Linked DNA regions of Homo sapiens: region 2 is linked to region 1. A link is an interaction called in ENCODE POLR2A ChIA-PET data of the cell type or tissue named here. Cell type or tissue: MCF 10A. All regions are shown on one strand. Links, peaks and the distances in the headings refer to the core of each region. The heading gives the core; the rest is flanking DNA.

The links. ChIA-PET counts read pairs that join two places held together with the same protein. Peaks named below come from ENCODE experiments on the same cell type or tissue, not always from the same donor. Only the 100,000 strongest peaks of a DNase experiment are listed, where the experiment ranks them.
Region 2: POLR2A ChIA-PET joins it to region 1 with 16 read pairs; 20 of 35 experiments call an interaction of 5 or more read pairs at or near these places.

Annotation. Positions count from the first base shown.
Region 1 is chr6:35,730,492-35,740,898 of GRCh38, reverse strand. ARMC12 (armadillo repeat containing 12) reads right to left here and starts at 3,867. Exons shown (of 6, transcript NM_001286574.2): 1 at 3,628-3,867; 2 at 2,727-2,872; 3 at 2,381-2,515. The coding sequence starts at 3,790. LOC285847 (a long non-coding RNA gene) reads left to right here and starts at 3,952. Exons shown (of 10, transcript NR_027117.2): 1 at 3,952-4,058; 2 at 5,021-5,136; 3 at 5,535-5,819; 4 at 6,872-7,056; 5 at 8,472-8,706; 6 at 9,330-9,407. RefSeq lists enhancers at 545-1,152, 1,153-1,761, 2,370-2,978, 2,979-3,587, 8,773-9,067 and silencers at 8,588-9,117, 9,498-9,627. In MCF 10A, for the core only: CTCF peaks have their summits at 3,186 (motif pointing right) and 4,420 (motif pointing right); DNase peaks (open chromatin) are centred at 3,188, 4,438, 8,528, 8,868 and 2 weaker places.
Region 2 is chr6:35,578,640-35,587,842 of GRCh38, reverse strand. It overlaps FKBP5 (FKBP prolyl isomerase 5), which reads left to right. Exons shown (of 11, transcript NM_004117.4): 8 at 726-809; 9 at 7,622-7,807. Among named protein-coding and RNA genes, the nearest start is that of LINC03135, 40 kb to the right of the region's middle. RefSeq lists a silencer at 5,765-5,965. In MCF 10A, for the core only: CTCF peaks have their summits at 3,635 and 3,835 (motif pointing left); a DNase peak (open chromatin) is centred at 3,812.

The DNA.
Region 1 (10,407 bases), core at 1,133-9,132:
ACCAGAAGGAAGCAGAGCTGCCCAATAAGGATGAATCTCTCCACGTAGCAGGGAGAAAAGGCCAACCACAGAATAGAAACCATCTACTTCCATGTACATGAAGCTTAAAAACATACCAGACTATATTTTACCTCTTTATTATCTGCTATGCCCTGCTAGAATATGCAAGGATACATACATATATGGTAAAACTACAAAGAAAATTTGGAACTGCTAAACAAAATGCAGGGTAATGACTGCCTCTGGTGGGGGAGGCAGCCAAGATGTGGGAGGGGGCTGTGCTCTATTTCTTGGCCTGGGCATGTTCTGTTTTATTGTTATTCCTTCTAACTTACACATATACAATATTTGCAAGTTTTACATATTTTATTTGTTTTTAATTTGGGAGAGATAGACTATTTGCCAGGAAGAGATGTGGAGGTCAAGGGAGAGGCTTTTTTGGTTTTGCTTTGTAAGATGGGAGGGGTTGGAGCCTACTGCATGCTGATGGGGGAGCGGAGCGTAAGCAATCAGAGAGGCCCTTAAGGAAGGGGTGGGAGGCAGGATTGAGACTATCACTGGCCACAGACCAGGAGAAAGCCATTTTTTTCATGGCAGCAGCAGGAAAGCAGGGAGGATGGGTGTGGATACTGTAAGTTTGGGGGTATGATAGCAGGGAAAGGGGGAAGTGACATGTGGTGTTTTACATTTTGTCTATGGAGTAATGGAGAAGTTATCCGTGGCCATGACACCAACCTCTGATTAACACAGGCCCAGGGGATAGAGTATAAAAAATACATCTGATCTTTGTCCCTAGTTCCAGGAACAGAGCTCCTGAAACCTTTGGAATTTCCTGAGTGACAGCAGTGTCCTTTGTTACTGCAAACCAACCCTTTTTGGTCACAACAGAGCTTATGCTAATGAAGTGACTCCAGGCAGGGTCCTTGGATAGCTTCTGGTTGCCAGAAAGACCAAAGCATGATTAGAAGGTTGGGATTTTCAGTTTTGCTCCCAACTTCTGGGGAGGGGTGAGCAGCTGGACATGATTTAATTCATCAAGACTACATAATAAAAACCTCTGACCAATGGGGTTCAAAGAGCTTCCTGGTTGCTGAACGTGTGGAGGTGCTGGGAACAGCAGGGCACTCCTGAAGTGAGCTTGTGGCAGGCCTCCATAACAACTGTTTCAGTACTGACTGCGTGGTTAAGTTAAATGTTAAAAGCCAGTGCCCTTATACAAAGGCTGGAATGTAACAAAAGCCCACCAGGAGTTTTGCCTAGGCCTTTCCTGGGCCTTAAAGCATGACAAAATTACGAAGGAATTCTTAATGGGACCCATTTAGGATTAAACAAGTTTTACTGTGGATCTGAAGAAACGCCACAGGTCTCCACAAACAAGTTTATTGGGATCTGAAGGAATTCCTCAAAACTCCTTGATTTAGCAAGAGACAAAATAAGGGTAATCACCCCAGCACCTGGACCCATTTAGATTAAGTAAATTTACTGAGGCTCCAGTGGAAGGTCTTCAGGACTCAGACCTTAGTTATAAATTAAAAGAAGTTAATCACGTCTTTAGATGAATGCACATTTACACATAGACATATAGCTTAGAAGGTATATAAGTTCTGAAAAACTTTGTAATTTTGAGTTGGTCCAGCGATAATTTCCTGGCCTTCTCCCTGTAACCGGTTACAGAAATAAAAACTCTCTTCCTCCCCAGTTCATCTGCATCTCGTTATTGGGCCAGGAGCAATAGCAGCCCAGCCCTCAGTTTGGTCCAGGAACAGGCCTGGAAGCTCCGCGCCCTGACACCCTGCCCTATGTGTCTCCTCCGTTTAGCTGTTCCTGAGTTGTGTCCTTTATATAAAAAACCAGTAATAGTAAGTAAAGTCCTTTCCTGAGTTCTGGGAGCCATTCTAGCAAATTAGTAGATCTAAAAAGGGAGTTGTGGGAACCCCCGAATTCATAGCGGGCCAGTCAGAAGTCAGACCTATGATTGGTACCTGAAGTCGGGGGGAAGTCTTGGGGGACTCAGCCCTTAACCTGTGAAGTCTGCCCTAACTATGGATAGTGTCTGAACTGAATTGAATTGTTGAACACCCAGCCAGTGTTGGGAATTGGTGTCAGAAAAAACGTGGCAGTGGTAGGGAGCTTGTGGGGTAGTGGGGGTCCTTCTCTTTGGGGTTGAGAGATACCACTAGTGCCTCAATTCAGTTTCATCCTGAAATTCAAAGGCCTTCATGACCCTGCTGGGAATCTGACCACCGTTTTCCCACTTATTTCTGGGTTACAAATTCACACCCAAACAAACTTCTGGAACATGACCATTTATCCTATGGCAATTAAAGGACTTAAGGACTATAGACATCCTGCATGCCCCACCACGCATCCCTGGGCTCACCTGGATTTTGAGCCTGAATTTTCTGATGCCAGAGAAAGCTTTAAGTGTATTCAGAGCTTGGGTTTTGACACTGTTGTCCTTGTCATCCAGCATGTAGCCCAGCAACACGATGTCATCCGTAGTACAAGCAGAGGCCTGGAGTATTGGGGAGAGATGGAAGAGGCAGGAGAAGCGGGTGTTCTGGGCCCACTGCCCCCCATGTCACCAAGATCCCTCCGCACACCCCCCCCCCACCGCTATCAGCCAGAGAGAGGTCCCAGGATATAGTCTGGCCATTCCAGGGGCAGGGATCGGCCGTAACCCCCAGGGGCCAGGCCGGCTAGGGGGGACCTCCTGCTTCCCTTACCTCAGCCTCCAGCAAGTACACACAGCGAGTGATACTGTGCAGGATCATGCTCTTGGCATACTCATCCTGTTTGCACTCCAAAGAGTTGAGGAGCCTCCGGAGCTCACCTGAGTCCCGCCCGTGCCGCTCTCGCTCGACTGCCAGGCCTAGACAGCCACCCCAGCCCAGTTCAGGCTGTGGACTCAGAAGTGATGAAAGAATGGGGTTGGGAAGTAGGGGACAGGGACTTGGGGACAAGGCTGCCTTGCCTTTTCGGAGAAGCCTTCTCGCCATATGCAGGACCACCATGTACAGTTGAACGAATGTTTACTGCACAAGGGCACCCTATCTAATGTTGTATTGTCCATAACGTACCATCATAGATTTGTCCATTTACTCTAACAACTGTCTGGCATATGGCGGTAACAAGTAGTATTTCATCATAACCAGTATGTGGCAATGATATTCCAGCAGATGGCAATAAAGAGTCTTGCAGAAGGGGCTCATTTTCCTACTCTGCACAAAAGAACATGTGGACTAGTGGAAGCTCTGGGCATATAGTAAGTCCTCCAATCTTCCCTTTCCTTAAAGCCTCACGTTCCTAGGGCAGAAAAGGGATGGGGGGAGCTGCCGACACCAAGTTTCCAAGAAGTGGAATCCTGGGAGCCAGAGGAAATGTAGTATTTGGAGACCTGCCAGATGAGTCTGAGGATCCACTTGAGTGAGATCCAGGGACCCTGAGCTAGCATCTCTGGCAGGGCCTTGCCTAGGACGCTGCAGGGTGGGCTTGAGGAAGATGGACAAGAGAAAGACAAAGGAAAGAGGAACTTGGAGGCATCACCTTTGGGCCCTCCCACAGCAGAGGCCTCGGGAGCAGGTGCCTCCTGGGGCAGAGCCCTCTCCCCAGGGCCCGGACACTCACGGGCGATGCAGATGGGTGAGTTGCTACAGAGGGGTGGTTTGCATTTTATGCCAGCCTTGATGGCCTTGTAGAGCAGGTAGATCGCCCCGGCGCCTGTGGCCAGGCTGACTACGCTTTTGCGGATGTCCAGTTGCCCCAGGTATTGGGGGATGCTCTTGCCCATGTCTTCAGTGTTGCCCTGGGCCCAGGTGAGAGCTAGGCCCAAGGCACCTGTGGGGGGCCTTCCGGAACCAGAACTCTGGCAGGGTCAGGAACCAGGGTACCAGAATTGGAACCTAGGCAACAAAGGAAACTGGGGAGATAATGGGATGGAGGGCAGTGGTCAGGAAATGGGGCAGCCAGGAGTGCTCGAGAACAGATGGGGCCAGGCACCATGGCCCACACTTGTAATCCCAGCACTTTGGGAGGCCAAGGCAGGCAGATCACTTGAGGTCAGCAGTTCGAGACCAGCCTGGCCAATATGGTGAAACCTTGTCTCTATTAAAAATACAAAAAAATTAGCCAGGCATTGTGGCGCACACATGTAATCCCAGCTACTCAGGGGACTGAGGCAGGAGAATCGCTTAAGCCTGGGAGGTTGAGGTTGCAGTGAGCTGACACGCCACTGTACTCCAACCTAAGCGACAGAGCAAGACTCCATTTCAAAAAAAAAAAGAGAAGGTTCTGCTTTAGAGACCACAGGAGATGAAGCATAAGACAGAAGGGGAATAAAAGGGGAGAGGGCAGAAGTGTCCTTCACATCTCCTCTTCTTTAAGGGGGGACCCCAGCAGGTAGCTCCAGAGGCTGCCTTTCCACCATTAGAGGGCAGCAGAGGTCCATTTCCGGGCTGGGGCCTTAGGGCATTTCTGGGTGAGGTGTTTGGGGTATGCCCATTGACAACCCTGTTCCTTTTCTTTCCGGGCCCTCCCATATGTGATCTCTCCACCCTAGATCTACCCCTGGGCCTTGGGGTGTTTCTTCAGGTAGGGTTCCCTCCCCGCATCAGAGGATGAAAAGGAGGGGAGTATCTTAGAAAGCATGCACAGACTCTTGAGGCAAATCCACCCTTTTCCAGCATCTGCATGTTGCCCTGAAGTTTACCTGTTTGACAAAGTGCTCTTGAGGACAGCTACCTTTGCATCTCCAGCATAGAATCTTGTACTTAGCAGGTGGTTTAAGTCATGTTCTGCCATTCTTTAAGGACTTGGCGGCAGAACAATGACAGCATCTAGTAACTGGGGCTCCAGACCCTTCTAACCAGAGTGACCTTGGAGGAGAAAGGGATCGCCTTTGCCTTAGTCTGTTTCTGCATTTGTAACCTAAAGGGATTCGGATTTACCATTCTAAAACTCCAGGATTAAAATGTGGGTAAGTCTGTGCCTTTCAGCTAAATTTGGAAGTATCACCTCTCAGCCTCCCCAGGGATATGAGGCGGCTTGTGAGGTCCTCTGGAGTCAGAAGATGCCACCACCCCAGAGGATGTGAGCCCACCTGTGGAGGTCTTGATCCCCACCACTAGGATGGGGCAGGTGAGACCAGACCCTTCCCTCTTCCCCACCAGGGTCTCCCCGCAACTTCTGTCCCCACTCTCTGTTGCAGAACAGGCAAGTGGCCAGCTCCAAACTAGGGCCACGCCCACAGCCAGTGCTGAGCATGCTGCACCAGAACAGGTGTTCACCTACCTGGCCCTGATCCCTTTTTGGGAGAACTGGGACAGAAGGCTCTGGGTCCTGGGCTGCACCCAGGATGGAAGGAGGTAGGGAAACAGCATCTCCAATGATGCTGCGGCCAGCCAGGCCTGCCCACTCAGAGCCTTGGCCCAGTACACCCTAGGCAGCAGGCAGGGAACAAGCAACACTCCTGGGTGGCCATTCTATTCCTGTCCTCAGCCCTCCTCAAGGGTCATCATTCCTGGCACTCTATTTAGCCCCAAGGTGGGTGACTACATGAACTCCCTGTGGTGAGGGGTGAGTAGAAGCCCATGGAAGCCTCCCCACTGCCATGCAACCCCATCGCATCTCCACTGAACTCCGAGCAGAAAACGGCTGCCTGATGGGAACTGTCATTTAGGTTCCCAGGCTACTTTGGTGGATCTGAGAATAAATCCCTCAAGACAAGGTCCTTGCTCTGCCCTTCTCCAGGGTGGGACCCAGAGTTACTGGCCCCTCCATCCCATGGAGCCGATTCTGCAACCCTCACTTCCTAAGCACAGGTAAGGCTCACCTGTTCTTTAAAGACCTCCAAAAAGTGTTCTTTCTTGGCTGCAACCTAACTCCCTCCTGCCACACCTAAGGCCCATTTCTTCTGGTTCTGCCTTCAAATGATTCAGAGAGATTAGAGGCAGAGTCATTCCTAGAGTGACATTTTTACTAGTCCACAGTACAACAAAAAAATTAAAGACAAAGGAATGTCTATTTGTTGGCATAAAGTCCATTGACCATCTTTTCTTGGGAATAATTGTTTTCTTTCTTTTTTTTTTTTCTTTTTTTTGAGACAGGTTCTCACTCTGTCACCCAGGTTGGAGCGCAGTGGTGCGATGTTGGCTCACTGCAATCTCTGCCTCCCAGACTCAAGCAATCCTCTCGCCTCAGCCTCCCAAGTAGCTGGGACTACAGGCATGCGCCACCACACCAGGCTAATTTTTTGTATTTTTGGTAGAGACAGGGTTTTGCCATGTTGCCCAGTCTGGTCTCGAACACCTGAGCTCATGATCCGCCTGCCTCGGCCTCCCAAAGGGCTGGAATTATAGGCACGAGCCACCGCGCCTGGCTGGAACTAACAGATTCAGATGATGTCACTCCTATTTTGAGAATTAAAATGTATTTTCTTAGGTCAGGCGTGGTAGCTCACACTTGCAGTCTCAGCACTTTGGGAGGCTGAGGCGAGTGGATTGCTTGAGCCCAGGAGTTCGAGCCTGGCCTGGGCTGAAGCAAACCCCGCCAACCCCCAACAAAAAATACAAAAATTAGCTCAGCATGGTGGTGCGTGCCTGTAGTCCCAGCTATTCTGGAGGCTGAGGCGGTAGGATTGCCTGAACCTGGGAGGCAGAGGTTGCAGTGAGCCGAGATCATGCCACTGCACTCCAGCCTGGGTGACAGAGCCAGACCCTGTCTCAAAGAAACAGAAGTATTTTCTTTAATGATGGTGATAATAGATCGTAGGTATGTTCTCCATGCCCTTAGGGAGCGTAAATTTAAAGCTGCAACTCTTTATGGGAACCTGGCTTTCACTTGTTTTCTGGCTTTGTTTTTCTGTCAAATCCAGAAATCTGGAACCACTGGTTAAAAAGAAGTCTGAGAGCCAAAATACACACAGCCAGCTGTGAGTTACTACCTGCCTTACCCAGGAAAAGGACATGAGCTGCCCAAGCACACACCTCTTTGCCATCTATGCCAGCATTTTTACCTTCAAGGCCGATGTTCTCATCGTGTTAAGTACATTTGAGTTTAGTAAGTAAGTATGGGTTCTAGGCAGGGTTCAAAACCAGTTCAGGGCTGGGCGCGGTGGCTCACGCCTGTAAACCCAGTACTTTGGGAGGCCCAGACGGGCAGATCACAAGGTCAGAGTGGCCAGCCTGGCCAACATGGGGAAACCCCGTCTCTACTAAAAAATACAAAAATTAGCTGGACGTGGTGGTGTGCATCTGTAATCCCAGCTACTCAGGAGGCTGAGGCAAAATTGCTTGAACCCGGGAGGCGGAGGTTGCAGTGAACCGAGATGGCACGACTGCACTCCAGCCTGGTGACAGAGCAAGACTCCATCTCAAAACAAACAAACCAGTTTAGTCATGGACTTAGCTTTGTGATCTCCTTGTGCCTCATTTTCCCCACCTGTAAAATAGAAACAATAAGACTTACTTCATGGGATTGTTTGTGAGGATTAAGTAAAGCACTTGGAACAGTGCCCAACACACAGAGCTCAACAAATGTTTACTATAATCCTAATTATCTCCGCAGGTTTCACCTGGACAACATGTGGGGCGTGGGCAGGCAGTGAGAACACAGATGGTAGCCCTCGAAGCATCCCAGCCTGAAAAGCACATGAGTCAGCCCTTCCTTCCACTTACCCACTACCTCTCACGCTGGTCGTCTTTTTTATTTTTTCTCTCTCTCTCTTTTTTGAGACGGAGTCTGGCTCTGTCACCCGGGCTGGAGTGCAGTGGCGCCATCTCGGCTCACTGCAACCTCCGCCTCCCAGGTTCAAGCAAGTCTTGTGCCTCAGTTTACCAAGTTGCTGGAACTACAGGCACGCACCACCACGCCCGGCTAATTTTTGTATTTTCAGTAGGCTGGATTTCACGATTTCGGCCAGGCTGGTCTCGAACTCCTACACTCAGGTGATCCGCCTGCCTCGGCCTCTCAAAGTGCTGGGATTACAGGCTTACGCCACCACACCAGGCCTCCCTGGTCTTCTTAAAGTCAATCAATCCCAACTCCTGTAATCCATGTAACTGCTTTGAGTGACTCTGGAGCCATCTTTGAAGCCCCCACAAATACCTAAATGAGGAACAGGAGCCCTGCAACACATTCCCCTAAACTGTGTTCCTAAGAACCATCCAACTACCTGTGGAATCCTAAGGCCCCTTCCTCATTCTCTTTACCAGTATCCTGGCAATGGTTGTTTAAGCCTAGTTAATGACAGAAGCTCCAGACAGATACTGTTGGGGGTCCTCTACGAAAAGACACCGCCATTCCCGAGGGTGACGCTGCAGCGGCCCAGCACTTGTGCGCATAGAAGCTAAGGGGAAATTACCCTACCCTAAACTCCAGTGAAAAGCCCTTTGCAGTCCGACAGGCTTGCATTCACATCCCAACAGTGTGGGGTTTGGACAAATTCCATAATCTGAGTCTGTTTCCTCCTCTAGAATGCGAGTCTATGAATTCCTGTCTACTGCCTGGAAGTGCCGCTGTCAGGACTGAGATAATGTGTGTACTTTCGGTGCACAGGGGACGCTCAACACGTGCGAGCTTCCCTTGCAGAAAGCCAAGAGATGAAAGGCTGGGGGCCGCCCCTGCCTTAACGTGGATCCCACACTCTCCGAGATCATCTCCCCAGCTAGCGCTTACTCCTGCCCAGGAACCAGATCCTGGGGCCTCCGGGTAGCTCAGCCTAAGGCGCGGGGAGCAGAGGGGGCCAGCGCCCCCAGAGGAGGAGGTTGCGGCGGGGGGAAGGAGGCCGCGCCTTTCCCCGTCCCGGGCCTCCCCCGGTCTTGCTCTCCCTCCCCGGACTACCTCCTCCCCCCGCGCGCATCCGGCGACGGGCACAGGATGTTCTTTCGCTCCCGTCCCCGCTCCGCCCCCGCTCTCACTTTCTCTTCGCTCCCCTCCCCCACTCCCGCCGCGCCCGGCGCCGGCACCTAGTTTAACTCTTTCTCTCCCGCGCTCGGCGGCGCCTGCGCGCCTCCTAGGCGGGGGTCCCATCCTTCCCGCCCGCCCCCTAGGACGCGGAGCGACGGGGCTGCCCGGGAAGGGGCGGGCCTGGGCTGAGCGCTGGGCCCAGGTTCTCAGGATCTCGTGGCCCGCAGCTGTTGGAGAGGGCTCACTGGGAGCCGGCACTCTCTAGAACCCCCGCTAGTTCACCCGGGTGAGGGTGGGGGTGGAGGTGGGTACCCACACTCGAGACAACTGCGCGCCCGAGAAGGGCGGCCAGGCGGGCTTAGTTAGATGCTGGCCCGGCGGGAGGCGAGTACGGTCAAAGGCCACCAACCTCATCCTCCCCCCAGGTTCGGATGCGGAGGGGCCCAGGGCACCAGGAGACGATGGAGAGAGGCCACGCCCCTCGCGACGTCACTGATGTCAAGGCAACTGGGGGCGGGACGGTGGGCTAGAGAAGGGCAGACCTCGGGGAATTGAGGCTGCTGGTGGCTCTGGGACGGGGTGGGGGTGGGGGCGCAGCGGGGGCGGGCTTTTCAATTTGCTTCACTCAATGATGTCCAAAAAACGGAGTGAGGGTCAGCTTCTGTTCGCTCGTTGATTCAACAGGCATTTATTGAGCGTTATGCTTGGGGCTGTGCTTAGGCACTGGGATATTGCGTGCTATCCGAACCCTGCCAGTTGTTGTGAACTAGGGTAGGGTGGCTCTGCGTCCCTGGAACGGACGTAATTATTAACAGTGCCCCTTTTCAAGTTTAAAGTGTCCCAGTATGGGCAGTAGTTAAGGAACACCTTCCTCCCAATTTAGGAAAGGCTCTAACCATACGGGGAAGGAATATAAACTATTGGGTACAACAGACACTTTCCTGGTGCTTTGTATTCTCTGTAATTTTTGCCCCTCATTCTGCAAAACAAGTGTCACTAGCGACTTTTACAGACGAAGAAACTGGCTCAGAGAGGTTAAGAGACTTACCCAGGGCCAAACAGCTAAGTGTTGGAACCAGGATCCAGACCCAAGTTTTATGTGCCCTCCAAAGTATTTCATGCCCACTTCTCAAAATAAGTAAATGGTATCAAATAAATAAAAGACACTGTCCCTGCCATTAAGGAGCCTACAGCCCATGGGAGAAAGGGTTTAAAATACTGCAGGACATAACTAAGCAATAAAATATAGAAAAGATTAGGCAGGGCGCGGTGGCTCACACCTGTAATCCCAGCACTTTGGGAGGCTGAGGCGGGTGGATCACCTGAGGTCAGGAGTTCAAGACCAGCCTGACCAATATGGTGAAACCCTGTCTCTACTAAAATGCAAAAATTAGCCGGGCATGGTGGCGTTCAACTGTAGTCCCAGCTACTCGGGGAGCTGAGACAGGAGAACTGCTTGAACCGGGGAGGCAGAGGTTGCAGTGAGCCGAGACTGCCCCACTG
Region 2 (9,203 bases), core at 1-8,000, 150 kb after region 1:
GTCCTTCTAAATCCAGCTTGTAAATGGCAAGTGCAGTTATTTCTGGATTTGTATCTGTAATGGTGGAAGTAATAATACACACAATACAAGCTAGCAGATGATAATGAAGTCATTTATTTATGGCTCTAAAGTGATATTTTTGCATGAGCTTTACTCCCAATTATGTTTTGCTTGAAGTCCCCCCCAGTATACATCTGCAAGTTGATACAATTTAGCAGTATTATTAGTATATCTGGTTGTTTTAGAGTGGCAAGACAACCTGACCCAGAATTTTGAAAATTCTGTATGAATATACAAACTACAACTTGACTACAGTCATGTTCCCATTTTAGAGTTGAAAAACAGGCTTGAGAGAAACAGCCTAGTGGAGAGGTTTGCAGAGGGAGATAAGGCATGGCCTTAACTTTGTGTGGGTTCACCTTGTATTTCTAAAGATGCACTTTGTAGCAGTGCTTACCAGAGTACGTTCCTTACTGTGTTTTTGCGGCTCCTCTCTCTTGAGCAACATTGTTCAAGCTACAGCTTGGTCATGATGGAAAGTGAGTTCTTCAAACAGTATGAAGAAGCACTGGCCTAGCAGTAAATTGGCACTGACACACAATTTCAACAGCCAGAGTGTTTTCAGTTTGGAGTATCTTCTAGAATTAGCTGCTCTTTGTTCCAATAGGCCTCAACTGATGCTTTTCTCTCTGTTCATCTAACCATTGTCACAAATTTACACACAGGCCAAAGAATCCTGGGAGATGGATACCAAAGAAAAATTGGAGCAGGCTGCCATTGTCAAAGAGAAGGGAACCGTATACTTCAAGGTGTGTGAGTCCCTATGCAATCCTTTCCATCTCAAAGAATTTATTCAAGTGTTGGTGAATTGTGCTGATATTCCCTACTCTGAATTTTGTCAACACTGCTTGGTAAGAATAAGCTGCAATTTTTATAAATCTGTCATTTTCAATATGAAAAATGGTGAGAAAACAATCATGTGGAAAAAAAAAAAAGTACAGATTCCTCTTTTACACATTCTGCTCTAGATTGTAACCTTCCATACAGGCAGACCAGGTCTGGCATCCCCACCCACCACAGTATCACTCACTCCTAAAGCATCTTGCTTGGTACATAGTTGGCACTCAACAAGTGTTTTTGGAATGAAAAAAGAATGAATAGAATAATTGTTAGCAAAGAATGGAATTCATAAGGGTAAGTTTCACATCATTTTTCTTTCTTCCTTTTTTTTTTTTTGTATGAGAGACAGGGTCTCCCTTTCTTTCCCAGGCTGGTCTCAAACTTCTAGCCTCAAGCAATCCTCCCACCTCAGCTTCCCAAAGTGCTGAGATTACAGGCGTGAGCCACTGCACCGGGCCCATCTTCCTTTAGACTGTCTTGATGAAGTCACTAGAGCATATGATAAAAGGAGAGAGGACATGCACAAATTTCAAAACAAACTGACAGGAGAGTATTGATTGCTTCTAATGGCCAAGATGATTCCTGCACACTTGCTTTTATGAGGAATCTCCGGATATTCCTGAATGATATTCATCATAAATTGCTTCTCAGAAACCCTTCTTGGAGCAACTAGGAGTGTGATATTTTCTCACTTAGATCTTAAACCTCTAGATGTAAGAAAAAAAGAAACCGCCCTTCATTCTGTTTTAATCAGTGTTCTACCCATTGCTTCCCCACCCCAAATATATGCCTTCTCCATGTCAAGCAGAAAGGGCTTAGTGATGAGAATTAGAGGGAGAATGGGAGTTCTGTCAAGGTTTCTTTCGTTTTCTGCCACTGCAATACAGAAATTAGATGTTTTTCAGCAGTATAAAGCAGTGAGGCATAAGTGTACTTTAACAAGTCTTTATGGGGCATCTGCTATAAGACATGCTATTATTAAGTTACAACCTTGTCAGGAGGGAGGAGTGGCAATGTTAATCCAAATGAAACAACTAGAGAATTATGTAAGAATATATAATCAACCCAAAATTAACACAGCCAGAGGGCACCATGTGTTTTCAGAATTTGAGCTGAGACAATATTGGGTCATGAAATCAGTTTTGTGGAAGTGTATTGCAATATGTTATAAGGATCAGTTTTGTTGCATAAAACTTTGCTTGTGTATGAGTAAGTACTGGATTGCATATTTCTTACTGTGGGTGGTATTCAAACAAATTTTAAATCATGGGTTTAGATAAGTATAAATATATAAATATGTTATTTATCATTATTTACTATGTATACTAAACTCTTATGGATCACCAGAAAGCATGGGGGTATGATAGAATAAGCTCAGAATTGGGAAAAATGGGCTTTATTGCTCTTCAAATGATTTAGTCATTTAAGGTCCAAAGAGGTTATATTTTCAAGTGAAAAATAGGGGAGTTAGATGTTCCCCAAGTTTCTTTCCAGCCTGAATTTCTGTGAGTTTCTAAACTCTCAAGAACAAGTGTTATTTTTTTGGTTTTGTTTTGTTTTTAATTCTAATTGAGGTATATTGGATACTTCTAAACTATTCAAGTAAGATTCCAAGTGGGTTATTTGTATATCCAAATACATAATACACTAGAGGGAAAAATGTTTCTACAAAATTTCTTAAGATCGTGAGTCCTTAACAGTATTTTCTATATTTCCGAAGTCCATAAAAATCCTTAACTATATTTTATATATTTCCTCAATACTTCCAAATAGAATATTAACAGTTTGGGAAGATTTGAGGCTTTTGGCCTTTGACTAGAATTATATCGATTCAGTGTAGTAAAACAGCTCAGCTATTCAGAGGCTCTAATCGGTGCTATGATACAGAATTTTGGAGAACATTATTGGTAATGAAATAATGTTATGAAGCCATCTGTCATATAGCTGTGTTCTGAATATATACAGAGAGATGGCCAGAATTAGTGATCAGTAGCAGAAAGCAATGAGTGTCTGTACAGTTACTTAACTTTGTTGCTTATCAGCATCACAACTGCAAGAGTGATACTATTATGAACCTACTTAAAATTACCAATCTTTGGATAAAATCTGGATCAGCAGTCACACACATGGAAAAAATTATTTTTAACATGGAATTTGATAGGCAAAATTTTTCAAAACATTAGTCCATTGGGGAAAAATTAATGAAAGGTTCAAAACCACTGACCTGAGACTTTTCTCCCAGAATGTCTCTGAACATTTTGTACCACTAAAAACTTCCCTGGAGGCACCTTTATAATTATAGGTAAAAGATCCCAGCAGTAGTCCTAGCGTTAGCTGTAAAACTTCAAAATGGTTAGTAGATAGTTTCCTGTACATATTCCCTTCCCAACTCAGGGCAGGTTTCAATCTGCCATACTGCCCTCCCGGGCCTTGTCTTTCCAGGGTGTCTGACTTGGCATGTTATGCATTTGCACAGAGTCCAGATGTGTAGGTGAGAGCAGAGATGGGCTGAACTAAAGATCTGTATTTCATGCCATCTGCATATTGGAATTCTGTTTCCATTGATCTGTTGGTTTGGTTTATACCTAAATGGGTAAAGCCTCTCTCCTGAGTAGGATTGAATTGTACTCAGCTTTTAAGTGGGAATGATTTTGCCATTGAAGATGTAAAGTCCTCATTTCAACCTCTGAATACTAAAGAGAAGAAAAATAGAGAACTCTATTTGGCTCTGAAAATAATTATTAAGTACAGGTAACAGCATAATATTAAGCCAGGCATTGTGCAAGCGAGTTAAACAGACACGATTTTTGCCCTCATAGCTGACAGTGTTCTGCAGGACAGGAGCATTAACTCACACCTGGTCAGTGTTTTTCTTTTTTCTGACTTGGCAGCAGAGTGGCAAGAAGGCTAAGAACACTGAAGTGATGTGGGATTCTTGCGCCCCCTTGTGCTTCTCCTGGGAAGAAAGCATTTCTAAAACAAACTAGTTGAGGAGAATTGTTCAACCTCTAAACTCTTCAGATAAATCGGGCTTTGCTATATTTTCACCACCCTTGCTGTTCCAAGATACCAGTAATGTGATTTAGAAACAAGCCGTTTATGACTCTAGGATTTGATGTTTTAAAAAAAATTCCTAAGAAGAGTCCACCCTGTCTTTCATCTCTTTCCTTTAGTGCAGAATTTTTCAACCTCAGTACTATCAACATTTGGAGTGGGATAATTCTTGATTGTGTGGGGCTGTCTTGTGCATTGTAGAATATTTAGCAGCATTCCTGGCCTCTGCCCATTAGATGCCAGTAGCATCCTACCCAGTTATGACAACTAAAAATGCCTCCAGACCTGCCAGGTGTTCCCTGGGGGGCAAAATCACCCCCCAGTTGAGAACTGCTTTAGTACCTCAGAAGCAGGGAGTACAAGACAGACTTTTCGCTAATTGGAAGTTGAAGTCTAAATAAAGTTACATGATATATATGCAAGAGCTTTCAAAAAATTAAAATGCCCTATGTGAAGGAACTATTAAGAAGTCTAATACCTGTTTTTTGTGTTTTGTTTTGTTTTACCATGGCCTTCTACCATTCTGATTATTCAGAACTTATTGAAATGTTAAGATCTAGGTTTTTGTCCTCCCTGGCTCTTCTTTTCTTTCCCTATACAATATATTAGGAGATAATCAGAAAAGTTAAGTTAATCAATGCATTAGAGAGGGAGGAGGAGAGAGGATGAAGAAATGAGGCATGACAGGGGAAATGCCTGTCCTTCCTATCTCATCTCAGTGAAACAACACTTTTCATTTCCACCCACACATTTTTTGCTCCCAATGATAGCAAAAGGTTTTGTTGTTGGTATTGTTTTTAGAGAGAGAGGGTCTTACTCTGTCACCCAGGCTGGAGTGCAGTGGCACAAGCATAGCTAACTGCAGCTTCGAACTCCTGGACTTAAGAGATCCTCCTGCCTCAGCTTCCCAAAGTGCTGGGACTATAGGCGTGAGCCACCACACCACTTTAGAAAAAGTCTTGATTCCATATTTACATTCCTTTGATTTCAATATTTACTCAACAAACCTTTATTAAAGACCTCTTGGTGCTAAACCCTGAATATTCCAAAAGGGAGAGGACAATGCTGCCTGTCCTCAAAGACCAGCAAGAGAAAAGGCAGTGACAGAAAGAAAATGCCGACCTGAAACTGGTGAGGACTTTATTCTTTTTTTTTTGTAGCATCCAAAAAAGGAGTGGTAGGCCTAAGACTATGACAAAATTTAAGTATTGTCTTAGCTTGGGCTGCCACAGTAAAATACCATACACTGGGTGGCTTCAACAACAGGAATTTACTTCTGGAGACTGTAAGTCCCAGATCAAGGTGTTAGCAGGATCAGTGTCTGGGGAGGGCCTCTCCTCTGGTTCCTTGTAGCTCCCTTCTTGCTGTGTTCTCACATGGCCTTTCCACATGCATGTGAGTGGAGAGAGGGCAGAGGGCAGCAAGCACCCGAGTTTCTTCTTATAAAGGCTCTAATCCCATCATGAGGCCCCACCCTCATGACCACATCTAACCTAATTCCCTCCCCAAATGCTCCATCTGCAAATATCACATTCGGGGTGAGGGCTTCAACATAGGAATTTAGGATGGGGGACACAATTCAGTCCATAGCAAATCTAATTTCCTCAAGAATTTCAGCATTTAAAATAAAATGCCCTGGTTTCGTGTTCTTATGAATGACCTGTATCACACACTTCTGAGGCAGAGAGGGTGACAGACTTTGATTTTAGTGCCAGTCTTCCCTCTCCTAAGTGAGTGACTTGGGAAGAAGGATGTTCGAGGGATGTAGCCTGGCCCTCATTCACACCCAGGCCCTCCAGCTGGAACAGGTCTGCCCCATCTTCATCACCAGAAAATCCACACCAGGGCTTCCTTTCTACAGGCAGAGCTCGTTTCTTACATCACCCACTTGAAGTCCTGTATCACAGGCATGTCCTCTTAGACCTGCTCTATGGTTTTTCTCTTACTCAGACTCCTTGGGTGAGGGTTGGAGTATTTGTGGGGAGAGACAACTCGGCAGTGAGATGTACGCGCTGCTTGGGCTGTGGTAAATCCTAGTAACATGGTCTTAACACTGTTGGTCAGGCATTGAATTTAATGTCCTAATAGGTCTGGCTGCTCCTCTGCCATCTGGCAGGATGTATCATCTGTGGTTTTGAGCTTATCACCTCCTCAAAGGAGAATCCCCACTTGTACTCCTGTTTCTATTTGCGTATTTACCAGCGATTCCCCAGTGCTTTCATTTACCTTAAAATCACAGTGGACACATTGTCTCAGCCCTGGAGGGGTTTTGTTTTGTTTTGTTTTGTTTTGTTTTGTTTTTGAGGAGTCTCGCTCTGTCACCCAGGCTGGAGTGCAGTGGCATGATCTTGGCTCACTGCAACCTCTGCCTCTTAGGTTCAAGCAGTTCTCCTGCCTCAGCCTCCTAAGTAGCCGGGATTACAGGCATATGCCACCATGCCTGGCTCATTTTTGTATTTTTAGTAGAGACGGCCAGGCTGGTCTCGAACTCCTGACCTCAGGTGATCCACCTGTCTCGGCCTCCAAAGTGCTGGGATTACAGGTATGAGCCACTGTGCTCAGCCCCCAGCGTTTCTCATATGAGCATGTATATATATATATATTATATATATATTATATATGTTTATATTTATATATATTATATATAACTGACAGACCTTTCTGATGTATATTGTTTTATAGTTGTTATTTATGTTGTATGCTACTATCCAACTATTCATATTCCCATTGCCTATAGATCAGGGGTCAGCAAACTACAGTTTGCTGGCCAAATCTGGTCCCTGCCTGTTTTTGTAAGTACAGTTTAACTGAAACACAGCTGCACCCATTGATTTACATACTGTCTAGAGCAGCTTTTGCACTACAAATGATAAGAATTTAGTAGTTGCAACAGAGACTGGTTCAAATAGGATTGGCTGTGTTTGGAACTAGCACTTGCCAGAATGTAATATTTGCTGTGAAGTGCTGAAAAGAAAAGTAACTTCCTTTTCATTTTTTTAGTGGCATAGTCTAAAACTGCTCACAATCCTTTTGAAAGACTAAAGAATAGGCCAGGTGTGGTGGCTCATGCCTGTAATCCCAGCACTTTGGGAGGCCAAGGCAGGCGGATCACAAGGTCAGGAGTTCAAGACCAGCCTGGCCAACATAGTGAAACGCTGTCTCTACTAAAAATACAAAAAAAAATAGCTGGGCTTGGTGGCGGCCACCTGTAGTCCCCAGCTACTCGGGAGGCTGAGGCAGGAGAATCGCTGGAACCCGGGAGGCGGAGGTTGCAGTGAGCTGAGATGGCGCCATTGCACTCCAGCCCTGGAGACAGTGCGAGACTGTGTCTCAAAAAAAAAAAAAAAAAAAAAAAAAAAAAAGACTAAAGAATATTAGCACCAAAGAACATAGCCCAGAAGCCTTGCTGTACTACACCTGCTGAAGGGACGGATGGAAATGCTGCAGAGCAGCACTAGGCAGTGCTCAGGCACTGCCCCAAACCAGCCCACAGGCCATCGAGGCCTCCAAGGGAGTGGGAAAGGTACCTGGAGAGCCATCTCCAGAAGGAAAGAAAGAAACCAGCTGTACCAGGGTTTGCTGGAGGGGTTGCTTCACTTTGAGGATTTGCTTTTCTTTTGTACCCCCTCAAGAGCTGAGTACAAGTAATGACGCTTTTTTATCCTAGGGAGGCAAATACATGCAGGCGGTGATTCAGTATGGGAAGATAGTGTCCTGGTTAGAGATGGAATATGGTTTATCAGAAAAGGAATCGAAAGCTTCTGAATCATTTCTCCTTGCTGCCTTTCTGAACCTGGCCATGTGCTACCTGAAGCTTAGAGAATACACCAAAGCTGTTGAATGCTGTGACAAGGTAACATCGTGTCTCCTGTGAGATGGACTTTAGATACTCCAGATCTTTTCTCCATCTCTGTCTTTTGCTTCCTCTCAGCCAAAGGTTGCAGGATTTTTCATTTTGCTTTTTTTTATTTATTTGAATGTTTGGGATTATTTGTTTCTCAGTATGAATTGGGAAATTCAGCAAGATTTTTATTACAGTCAGACTTTTATGATACCTAGACTGTTTATCATAATGCATTCTGAAGAAAAGTTTTGATTAAAATTAAATAATTTTTATCCACGACCTTCCTTATAACTGTAGTATTTATATCAGAGTAGACGTATAACTCCTCAGGTTCAGTTTAATAAGAGAAGATTTAACTTAAGCTTTTCTGGACTTTAACAGACTGCAACTGTTCATATAAAGCATATATATAGGTCAATTTTTATTATAATCATTTATTCACTGATATGCATAAATAATATGAAAGGTCCACAGAGCATCAGCAGCCTTTTTATTTTTACATTTGTCTTATTAATACTATCTTTGGTCTTTTGAGTGCTTACACACAGTACTCTATAACAGTGGTTTATCATCTGTATCGTTATGTATCGTTCTGATATATTTATACACCAGCCGATACTATTTTAGGTATCTGGTCTCAGAGTGAACAGTATATATTATACTGTGGGTAAAAGTAAAAACTAATCATTGGATGTATCTTAAAGGTAGACATAAAAGGATAAGAAAAGCAAGGCAACTATTTTGTACATTCTTTGTGAGATTATTTTTGAATTTTGTGGATCAGTGTTTCCTATCGCATCCTCTCTCCCAAGACCAGTTATTAATTTTATATGTATTTTTTCGTTTTTTTCATACAGAGCGGAGAGAGAGAGAGAGAGAGTGTGTGCGCGCGCGCGTGTGTGTGTTTTGTTTGTTTTAGAGACAAGTTGTTGCTATTTTGCCCAGGCTGGGGTGCGGTGGCTATTAATACACATGAACATAATGTACTACAGCCTCAAACTCTGGGGCCCAAGCTATCCTCCCACCTCAGCCTCCTGAGTAGCTGGGACTACAAGTGCATGCCACCACACCCTGCTAATTTTTAAATTTACTTTTGTAGAGATGGGGGTCTTCCAAAGAGCTGGGATTAAAGTTGTGAGGTACCACACCCAGCACAGCCTTGACTACATTATTTTTCTGTCTTCTATTGACAGAAGCAGTCATATAGCATCACTATTAACCCTATCTTTGGCAATAGGAAGCCTGTTCTCCTTATTTTCCTCTTTTTTTTTTTTTTGGAGATGGAGTCTTTCTCTGTTACCCAGTCTGGAGTGCAATGGCACAATCTTGGCTCACTCTAACCTCCACCTCCCGAGTTCAAGCGATTCTCCTGCCTCAGCCTCCCAAGTAGCTTAGACCACAGGTG